Regions from separate parts of the Mus musculus genome. Here region 1 is linked to region 2. A link is a loop called in an ENCODE intact Hi-C map of the cell type or tissue named here. Cell type or tissue: heart. All regions are shown on one strand. Region 1 has its middle 34 kb from the start of Gm24667. Region 2 holds the start of LOC115488669 (a long non-coding RNA gene).

Region 1 (5,000 bases), 250 kb after region 2:
GCAGTGGAGGTAGAGAGTGGGCCAGAGGTGCGGCTGTGCTGCCTCTCCGTGCCTGCTCCTGATTGTCTATATCTGGCTCAGACTATTCCTTTTCCCCCAGACTCCTGTTTGCTGTTTGTTATTTACTTCTCTTTCTGCCCATTGAGCCCTGGGTACCCTGGCTTTTGTATTTAAATATAATGAAGATGAAGAAGAAGAAGGAGAAGGAGGAGGAGGAGGAGGAGGAGGAGGAGGAGAAGGAGGAGGAGGAGAAGGAGGACAAGGAGAAGGAGAAGGAGAAGGAGGAGGAGGAGGAGGAGGAGGAGGAGGAGGAGGAGGAGGAGGAGAAGGAGAAGGAGAAGGAGAAGGAGAAGGAGGAGAAGGAGAAGGAGAAGGAGAAGGAGAAGGAGAAGAAGGAGAAGGAGAAGAAGAAGAAGGAGGAGGAGAAGAAGAAGATTTGTGCCTGTGTGTGTGCGGGTGGCACATATGTAACCATGTAATCACTCTGAACCACTGGCCCCCTCCCCACTTTGCTTTTGCTTTTTTGTTACAGCTCCATGGGCAGAGTCTGCTGATCCTGTGCTCTCCAAGGTCTTTTAACTCCGCCTTCATAGGGTTTTGTTTTGTTTTTTTTAAGTACATTATTTACTTGATATCTGATTCCAGCTTTCCTCCCTTCTCTCCTCCCATTCCCTCTCCCTCCCCACCATTTCTCTGGCCTCCCTCCTTTTCTCCTCTGAGAAGGGGAGGCCTCCCATGGATATCAACAGGCCTTGGCATATCAAGTTGCAGTAGGACTAGGAACATCTTCTATTGAGCCTAGACAAGTTAGCCCAGTTTGGGGAAAGGGTCCAAAGGCAGGAAGCAGAGTCAGAGACAGCTCCTGCTCCTGCTGTTAGGGGTCCCACATGAAGACCAAGCTGCACATCTGTTACATATGTGTAGGGGGCCCAGGACCACCCCCTGCATGCTTTCTGGGTGTTGGCTCGGTCTCAGTGAGGCACTATAGGCGGAGGTTAGTTGGTTTGGTAGGTTTTCTTGTGGTGTCCGTCATACTAGAAGGGTTCCCCTAGCTCAGTTCTGTCTGTTGTAAACATCAATTTGCTGATGTCCTGCTGGGTGTCTGCTGCTTCTCTTTATCTGCTACCCGCACTCTTCAAAACTGGATTAGTCAAGCTTCTTTAAAGGAATAGGACCGATAGAATATGAACGTCACCTTCACATCCCTTTAAGAAGACAGCACTCAGCATACACACTTTGCCCTCATCTCATCTCTCTCAGGTGCCAGTCCAGGTCGTTCTTTCTTCTTCACACCTGGCTATTACACAGATAACTACCAGCACACTCTTGGGGGTCTTTTAGATGGGCCCATTGGAGGACTGCCCTGACTGCTACACCTGGAAAAAGCCAGACTGGTTGTTGACCTAGTTCCATAATGGTAGTTAGAGTTACCTCTGAAGGGTAGTCATTTTAAAGATGTAAAGAGAAGTTGAAAGGGATTTTCTTTTTCTCTCAAATATAGTTAATCCAACAAATACCCTCCCACTCTTCCCCTCTGCCGAGCATGTCAGGCTGTGGAGCCCCCATTATGGGATGAGAGAGGCATTCTTTACCTATGTCAAGGATAAAGACAGAGGCCATCTTGGTCCTGCTTGCTGTCAGCGTTCGGGTTCTGGCACACCCTTTTTACAAAAAAAAAAAAAAATTGCCTTCCTGAATTTTCCTTTGTCCTCTGCTGCCAAGATTGTTTTTTCCCAATCGAATGGTTCATGTTGTCATCTCTGGGTGATTGTCCATAGGGAAAGCATTCCCCACTCTCACAGACAGCAGACTAGCTTCCACAACCTTAATGGCTTCGGATATCCTTTCACGTATACTGGACCTGCAGTGAGCTGGCAGAGTCTTATGTCATTCAGGTACAGATTTCATGAAAAGGCAAGGACACAATGTGGCCTGAGGTTAAAGCCCACCAGCCCTGAGGACTTTAGCCCATCTGCCTGAGGGGGTGGGGGGTACTCAAGGGAGGCTGCAGTCAGGAAGATCAAGGCAGAAAAGCTACAGCAAGATCATTCTAGGCGAAATTCAGGATGCAAAGGCCAAAGCATTGGGTATCTACATGGAGATCCGGGGAGGAATTAGGCTGGATAGAGACTTCAGGTGAGATATGTGCTCTTTCAGCTGCAGAAAAAGACACTTCTGCCACCTGGCGGTCATGTGTTAGAATTGTTCTCTTAGATAAAGACTTACTGCCCAGTGTTGTTCTCCACATCAGTGCCTATTTCAGTGTCTGGCAAAAGATATCCCATAATCCTTTAATGAATTAACCCTTAAAAAATGGGTGGTAATATAGCTTAGATTTCCTGTGGTCTTTAGCATGTCATAATTCTTTCAGCTGGCAAGAGGGCTCAGTGGCTGAAGGTGTCTGCTGTCAAGACGGGTAACCTGCGTTTGATTCCTGGGGCTCACAAAGTGGAAAGAACTGAGTCCTGAATGGTATATGTGGACTTCCGAGTGGCACCCAAATACTGCACACTCATACACATGCACACAAAATCAGTCAACCAATCAAAGTAAAAATCACTTAAAATCTAATTCTCGGGCTGGTGAGATGGCTCAGCGGGTAAGAGCACCCGACTGCTCTTCCGAAGGTCCGGAGTTCAAATCCCAGCAACCACATGGTGGCTCACAACCATCTGTAACAAGATCTGATGCCCTCTTCTGGAGTGTCTGAAGACAGCTACAGTGTACTTACATATAATAAATAAATAAATCTTTAAAAAAATTAAAAAAAAAATCTAATTCTCTCAACTCAACTGCGAATCTATCCTTTGTCTGGGGCTATAATCCAACTCACCAAGGCCTGGACTCTGCATTGCCCAGAGGAGTAACCGTGCCTGTAAATTTACCAAGTCAGACTCAGAGAGAGCAGAAGACCGGACCCTTGGTCCTACTAAACTGCCACGAATGCCTCTGTGCTTGCTACAGTACTTACCAGGCTGTGGACGAGACAGTACGACCTGCCCAGAGCTGGGTGATGGATGATATTATGGTGCAGCCCAGATCCTGATGTAGGCTGAGACAGAAATCAGCTTCGCAGCGCCCCCCACAGCATCCGAGGAGTCTCCCCACTACCACTCACAGGAAAATAGAAAGCTAGGCTTCTTTCCTTTTTCTTTCTAGGTCTCTCTATGACTGACATTAAGATCACAGAAGTCCATATTGTCTCTGCCTCCTGAGTGCTGGGACCAAAGGTGTTTGCCATAGTTCTGGGTCAGCTCGTGTAATTTAAGTCAGTCATATTTAGGGTTCTGGTGCAATTTGAAGTTACAATCATTGGGTGGATTCTGAGAGATACAACTGATATGGTTGTAGTAGGACACAGGAAGCTAGGCAAGATCTTTACTATAAAGTTTTATTTGGGGAAAGGAATGAAGCCCCTACCCAAGGCTATCAGCAGCCAGTCTTGAGACCAGGTCGTTGCCCTCTGAACATAAATGTCTATACATAGAGGGAATACTCCATGCTCACAGCCTTTGCAGCAAGTGTTTGTTGTGCTGGGGTCTCTCTCAGCTCCTGAGAGGCTTCTCTCAGACTCCTTCCCTCACGTTCTAACTGGACCCACACACCTACATTTCATTTAGGAAGTTGTCTAAATGCTGCTTTTTCAGAGAGTTGGCTCAGCTCCTCTTTTGTCTACTTTGTCCTGCAATGTGACCAGACACAGACCTTTCTCCCCAGTCTTTCCCCTTACCTTTCCAATGGGATTCTAAATTCTGTTATCTCACATGAATAAACTTACAGAAAAAACAATGCATTTGAAAAGAAGACGAGGGCCCCCAATGGAGGAACTAGAGAAAACACCCAAGGAACTAAAGGGAACTGCAACCCTATAGGTGGAACAACAATATGAACTAAGCAGTACCCCGGAGCTCTTGTCTCTAGCTGCATATGTATCAAAATATGGCCTAGTCGGCCATCACTGCAAAGAGAGGCCCATTGGACTTGCAAACTTTATATGCCCCAGTACAGGGGAACACCAGGGCCAAAAAGGGGGAGTGGGTGGGTAGGGGAGTGGGGGGGGTGGGTATGGGGGACTTTTGGTATAGCATTGGAAATGTAAATGAGCTAAATACCTAATAAAAATGGAAAAAAATAAAATAAAATACCCAATGCCAAAAAAAAAAAAAAAAAGAAAAGAAAAAGAAAAGAAAAGAAGACGAAGTTGATAGGCAGCAGGAGGTCAGGTCTGAGGTCTGGGTAGACCAGCACTGGAGAGAAACTGCCCAGACTGGGATTGCCCACTCTGCCACATTTAATCCTCTGTATTCCACAGAAGTTTAAAAACACCTGACTCTCCAAAGATGGGAGATTGTGGATAGAATGGTCTCTTGTATGTCCTTCAGAGCCAGAAATACAGCCAGTTCTTTCTAAGACAGGTAGACTGGCTATTGCCACCCAGGAAGGTTTTTGGTGGTCAAAGCATTTTTCCAAATATGAAGGTGGCTAGCTTAGAGGGAGGCTGGCATCTGTATGGCCATTCCAGGATGTATGTCCTGAAAAAAACCTGCTTCTTGTTAAAGATGGGAAACAGGGTTGGGAAATTGGGCTAGATGTTTACAATGGCCCATGTAATTTTAAATATGAAGTAAAATGCTCCATGACCCCTAATCATTACTGGCATATGTTGTGCCTACAGTGGTAGTGTAACAAGTTTCAGGGCAAAAGCCACAGCACTGGCAACTACAACAGGCTAGACTCACCAGTTGTCTTAGTCAGGGTTTCTATTCCTGCACAAAACATGACCAAGAATCAAGTTGGGGAGGAAAGGGTTTATTCAGCTTACACTTCCAAATTGCTGGCTGCCACCAAAGGAAGTCAGGTCTGGAACTCCAGCAGGGCAGGAAGCAGGAGCTGATGCAGAGGCCATGGAGGGATGTTCCTTACTCGCTTGCTTCCCCTGGCTTGCTCAGTTTGCTCTCTTATAGAACCCAAGATTACTAGCCCAAGGATGGCACCACCCA
Region 2 (5,000 bases):
AGGTGGCAGTGTGAGAACTAGCTGGAATAGTGGTGGACAGCCCAGAAGCCAGCACTGCAGGGCTTTCCAGTGGGCTCTTCCTTGGGTAAAGGGCAACCATCTACTACTGCTCACTAGGGATAGCGCTGGAGTATGACACATGATCCATTGACATGGTTCATATTTTACAGATGAAGAAATAGAGACTTGGAACTAGTAAGCGACTTGCCCCAAGGCTGTGGTGATGTGCCACAAAGAGCAGCAAAAGGGGGTCCTATACCCCCCTCACCCCTACCTCCCCCCAGCCCCACCCCACCCCCATCTCCCCAGCCCATTCAGTGGGGGGTACCTCACTCACCTCAGCCTTAGGAGGGACTTGGCTAGGGCTGGCAGAGCTTCTGCAAGCTTGCAGGCACCCACATCAGTGATGTTGTTTTGGGACAAGCTAAGGAGACACAGGGAGGAGAAGGTCCAGGACCTAAGTGGAAGGCTCTCCCTTCCTCACCGGCTGGAAACTCGCTGCTTCACAGGGGACTGTAGCCACACAGCCATGATAGCCAGCCCTGGGAAGGGTCATGGGTAATGAGGATGAACCTACAGAAACCACTCACCAATATGAAGGGTTTGTTACAGAGAGAGTGGGCTGGCAGGGGAGGGGAGAGGTGGGAGCAGAGAGAGAGGTCCTCTCCTCCACCTGCTGTCTAATTTGATAGTGCCTTTTCCCCTAGGGCTATCTTCCAGCTCTACATACAGTAGGTACTTAATAAATGCTCATGTGTCCGGGAATAGAAAGGAAGGAAGGGGGAGGGAGGGAGGGAGGGAGGGAGGGAGGGAGGGAGGAGCTGTGTGAGGGAGGACTGAGAGGAGGGGGCGCCATGATCAGGATGTAAAGTAAATAAACAAATTAATATTTTTTTAAAAAAGGTCAGAAGGAGAGTGGAGAAGGGAGGGAAATCTATCTTGTGGTATACCTGGACCATTGTAAATTATAGAGACATTACACATCAGGAAATGTACACATGAATCCTTGGGTATTTTCAGGCTTCTTAACCTTGTTTATAAGATGGAGTGTTGACAGATTTTTTAAAAAATGGTTTATTTGTTTTGTTGTGGGAATTGAACCTAGGGCCTTGTGTGTCCTAGATAAGTGCTTTATCATCACTATGTTCTCAGTGCTTCTATATTATTATTATTATTATTATTATTATTATTATTATTATTATTATTATATTGTGAATTAGAATTCCTAGAAAGACTCTGTGTCGCAGAGACTGATTGAAAGATTGTGGAGAGGTCGGGAGAGGCCCAAGAACAGCCAGTCCTTACCCACCTCTGTGTCAGAAGTGTGGCTGGTGGATAAAACCTCTTGGGCTCTATTAACTTAGCTGACCACTAGCTTCCACCAATCCAAAAGCTAAGACTGCCCTCAGATGACATCTTGGGCCTGTAGAAAAGCTCCCCCTACTTGGTGTACCTGCTTCTCTCGGGTTCCTACCAATATATTTTTTGTTTTGTTTTGTTTCTTGTTTTTCGAGACAGGGTTTCTCTGTGTAGCCCTGGCTGTCCTGAAACTCTGTAGGCCAGGCTGTTCTCGAACTCACAGAGATCCGCCTGCCTCTGGCTCCCAAGTGCTGGCATTAAAGACATGCACCACAACTGTCTGGCCATGCCAATGTATTTTATATGGCTATCTTTGTTCTTTAAAACTATAAAACTTCATGGAATTGCCTCCATGTTGGAACATGGAGTCTGAGATTACCTAGATCTGTGTTTCTGAGCCACGGTCACTCAAGATGGCTCCCAAATAAACTCTTAACCGCTTTAGGAGGAGAGCAATGTTTCTGCATTGACATGCTTTTACATGAGTTCTGGAGACCAAACTCTTATCTCCCGGCATGTGCAGCAAGAGCCTTTACCCTCTAAGGCATCTTATTGGCCCCTTTTACATCTTTTGTTCTGAAACAAGGTGTCATGTAGCCCAGGCTAGCCTTGAACTCAAAGATCCTCCAGCCCCAGTCTCTCCAGCGCTGGGATCACGGGTGTATCATGTCCATCTCCCACACACCCATTCTACCTTAACTTCCCAAAGCATAAAACAGCTAAAGACAACTTCCACCGCTCAGTGTTTCCACTGCTAAGCCCCAACCTATCCTGTCTCTTCCAACATCCCAGAACAGTTTTCATGCATTAAACTTTTATTACAGTGTATTTTATTTTGATACTTTTTTCTCTTTCTCTTTTTTAGTGTGTGTGTAGGTCAGAGGACAATGTTCCGGAGTTGGTTGGTTCTCTCCTTCTACCATGTAGGTCCCGAGGACAGAACTCAAATTGTCAAGGTTAGTAGCAGCCACCTTCACCGACTAAACCACCCTGCCAGCCCCTCCCCCACCATTTGTTTTTTTTGAGACCGATTCATAGGCTGGCCTTAAACGTGTGGTTATTCCACTGTCTCAGCCTCCCCAGCTCACTGGTTTATAATTATTGTTTATTTATTTGTTTGCTTCTGGTTTATTGTATATGAAGAGGCCTGAGGTCAGGGAGCAGGATCTTTGGGGTCTCCACTGTTGCCCAGGATAGCAAGGCTTCCCTAAGTCTTTGTTCATCAAACCAATAAATGAGGTCTGGAGAGATAACTCGATAAAATGCTTGTCTCACAGCCTCGAGTTCGATCCCCAGGACCTACACAGAAAGCCAGGCATGTTGGGCATGCTTGTGCTCCCAGCACTGGTGAGGTGGAGATGTGGAGCTCTGGGGGCTCATTGGCTGGGTAGCCTGGCATAACTGGTAAGTTCCAAGCCAGAGAGAGATCATGTCTTAAAGAGGTGGCCAGTGTTCCTGAGGTGGTCCCTGGACTGGACATCCATTTGGAAGACCAGAGAATGGATTTTCAGTGGCTGAATGGGAGAGTGCATGATCTAGAACAGAAAGAGTGAATGACGGAGAGATGGGCAGATGACAGGATGGAGGGTCGGCTGGAGAAAGGTTCTGTACCAGAAGCAGGAAGGAGGCAGGGCCAGTGGACTCACTTGAGCGTCTCCAGGGCCTTCAGCTGAGGGAAGGTGGCTGAGAGCTTCGACACACCCTTGTCTCCGATCTTGTTCTCACTAAGTGAGTCCAGGCTGCAGGTGGGATCAAATGCAGCCATTTACCTTGTGGCCCCAGGCCAGCGTCCTCCAGCCCTGGTTCTCTTGACCATAAGCTCCTCTCTGGGCTTATGGGAGCTGGCCTTAACCTCCTGGGGGCGCCATTCAGCTGGCCACACACCATGGACTAGACTGTCTGCTTGTCTTTGTAGGAGCCTGCTGGTCAGCCCCCCCCCCCACATCTCTTGGAACCTAATCTATTGAACAGAGCTCCCTGCTCCCACCTGTCTGCCCTTTGTGGTTTCGAAGAGCCGTGAAGGGGGCTGTGTGGGGAAAAGAATTTCAAAGCTTGCAAAACTCCAAACTTTTTTTTAAAATCTGGGGTGTCCCATTCTCTGTCCCTTCCCTGTATTAGGGGTCATAAGTCCCCATGGTGGGGTCACCTGACTCCCACACAGTTTCCCCAGATGGTAGGGAAGAGGAAAAAGGAGAAAGACTCCCCATGTGCCCTGGGGACAAAGTCGGGGCAGAGGGTGGAGGGTGTCAGGGTCTGTAACTTACTCCAGGTGTTGCAGAGAAGAGAAGGCTGGAAGGATCTTTGCCAGTGTGGGGAAAGCCTGGGGGCCCAAGATGGGGCCCAACCTAGGAAGCAATCAACAGTAGAGGTCAGACAGGTCAGACACCTAAACGGCCAGTGGAGTGCAAAGATGCAGAACAGTCTGAGGCTCCCTCCCTGACTCCCTAGTGTCTTATCCCTGCCTGCTGGGCTCTCAATGGCCCACTGTGCTGCTCTGCCACTGCTCTGCTCAGGACCACCCAGAGGCCTGCTGGGACGCTCCCACTTCACTTTCTGCTTTCAGCAGCAAGCCTGTCCTCACTGCTGCTCATGTCTATACATGCTCACCCTTGCCTGGTGAAGAAGTCCCCACACCAGCCAAGGTCTGTTCCCAGGGTCACACCAGATTGCATGAGCTTCTGTTTTTAAATATATTTTCTCTCCCTCCCCTCCTTCCCCCTCTCCCTCCCTTTCCCTCCCCCTCTCCTCTGTGTGTGTGTGTGTGTGTGTGTTTATGTGCACAGATACAGAGGCCACTGAACCTGCAACTCACTAATTCAGTACACTGGGAAAACCTCATTTCTCCCCCAATGCTAGGATACTACTTGCATAGAGTTAGTATTGAGATAAAGAACTTGGTTCATGGTCTGGACCGTGATGTCCAGGAGGCTTACTCCAGGTGCTGCAGGGAAGAAGGCTGGAAGGATCTTGTCAGTGTGGGGAAAGCCTGGGGGGGCCCAAGATGGGACCCAACCCCATTCTGGATCACCCATGAGCTTTCCCATTCAGTCACTGCTTATGAGAGATAAGAAATGCTGCAGACAGATTCACTGTGGGGGAGTTCAGGAAGGGTCTCAGAACACCGAGAGACAAGGTCAGTGGGGTCAAAGTGCCTGCACCCAACCTGGGACCTGAATTTTGTCCCTGAGACCGGCATGGTAGAAAGAGCCAAATTGTTCTCTAACCTCCACAACAGGGCACACATGCGCACACACATATCCAAATAAACAAGAAAAAAAAAAAAAAAAACAGAGGAAAGTGAGGGCCAGCGTGGACCTGCTGCATAGGGAAGAGCATTCAGGGCAGAGGCACTGCCCCACAGTGGCCCAGAGACCGGGGGCTGGGTCTTGTTTCAGGAGAAAGCGGGAAGAGGGAGCATAGAGAAGCCAGCTCTCGAGCCTAGGCCTCCAACCTAAGATGTGTAAGATGACTGAAGTGATTCTCCTGCCTCTACCCTAGATGCTGGGACCACAGATGTGTGTCCCCATGCCGTGTAGATAGCGCTGGAGATCGAACCAGGGCTTGTGCCTACTAGGAAGGACTCTGCCGACTGAGCCACATGTATCCGCCTCCGCCTCCGCTCATGTGAGAGTTTTTAAGTG

What was found. Hi-C counts contacts between places; a loop is a spot of excess contacts. Peaks named below come from ENCODE experiments on the same cell type or tissue, not always from the same donor. Only the 100,000 strongest peaks of a DNase experiment are listed, where the experiment ranks them.
Region 1: it touches region 2 in a loop (6-fold over the local background); 38 of 42 quality-filtered maps call a loop at or near these places.

Annotation. Positions count from the first base shown.
Region 1 is chr16:10,269,638-10,274,637 of GRCm38, reverse strand. No RefSeq gene overlaps it. Among named protein-coding and RNA genes, the nearest start is that of Gm24667, 34 kb to the right of the region's middle. In heart, a CTCF peak has its summit at 2,181 (motif pointing left); no DNase peak of the experiment used is centred here.
Region 2 is chr16:10,516,392-10,521,391 of GRCm38, reverse strand. It overlaps Ciita (class II transactivator), which reads right to left. Exons shown (of 19, transcript NM_001302618.1): 13 at 3,624-3,704; 14 at 3,006-3,098; 15 at 338-424. LOC115488669 (a long non-coding RNA gene) reads left to right here and starts at 2,888. Exons shown (of 2, transcript XR_003951966.1): 1 at 2,888-5,000. In heart, no CTCF peak of the experiment used is centred here; no DNase peak of the experiment used is centred here.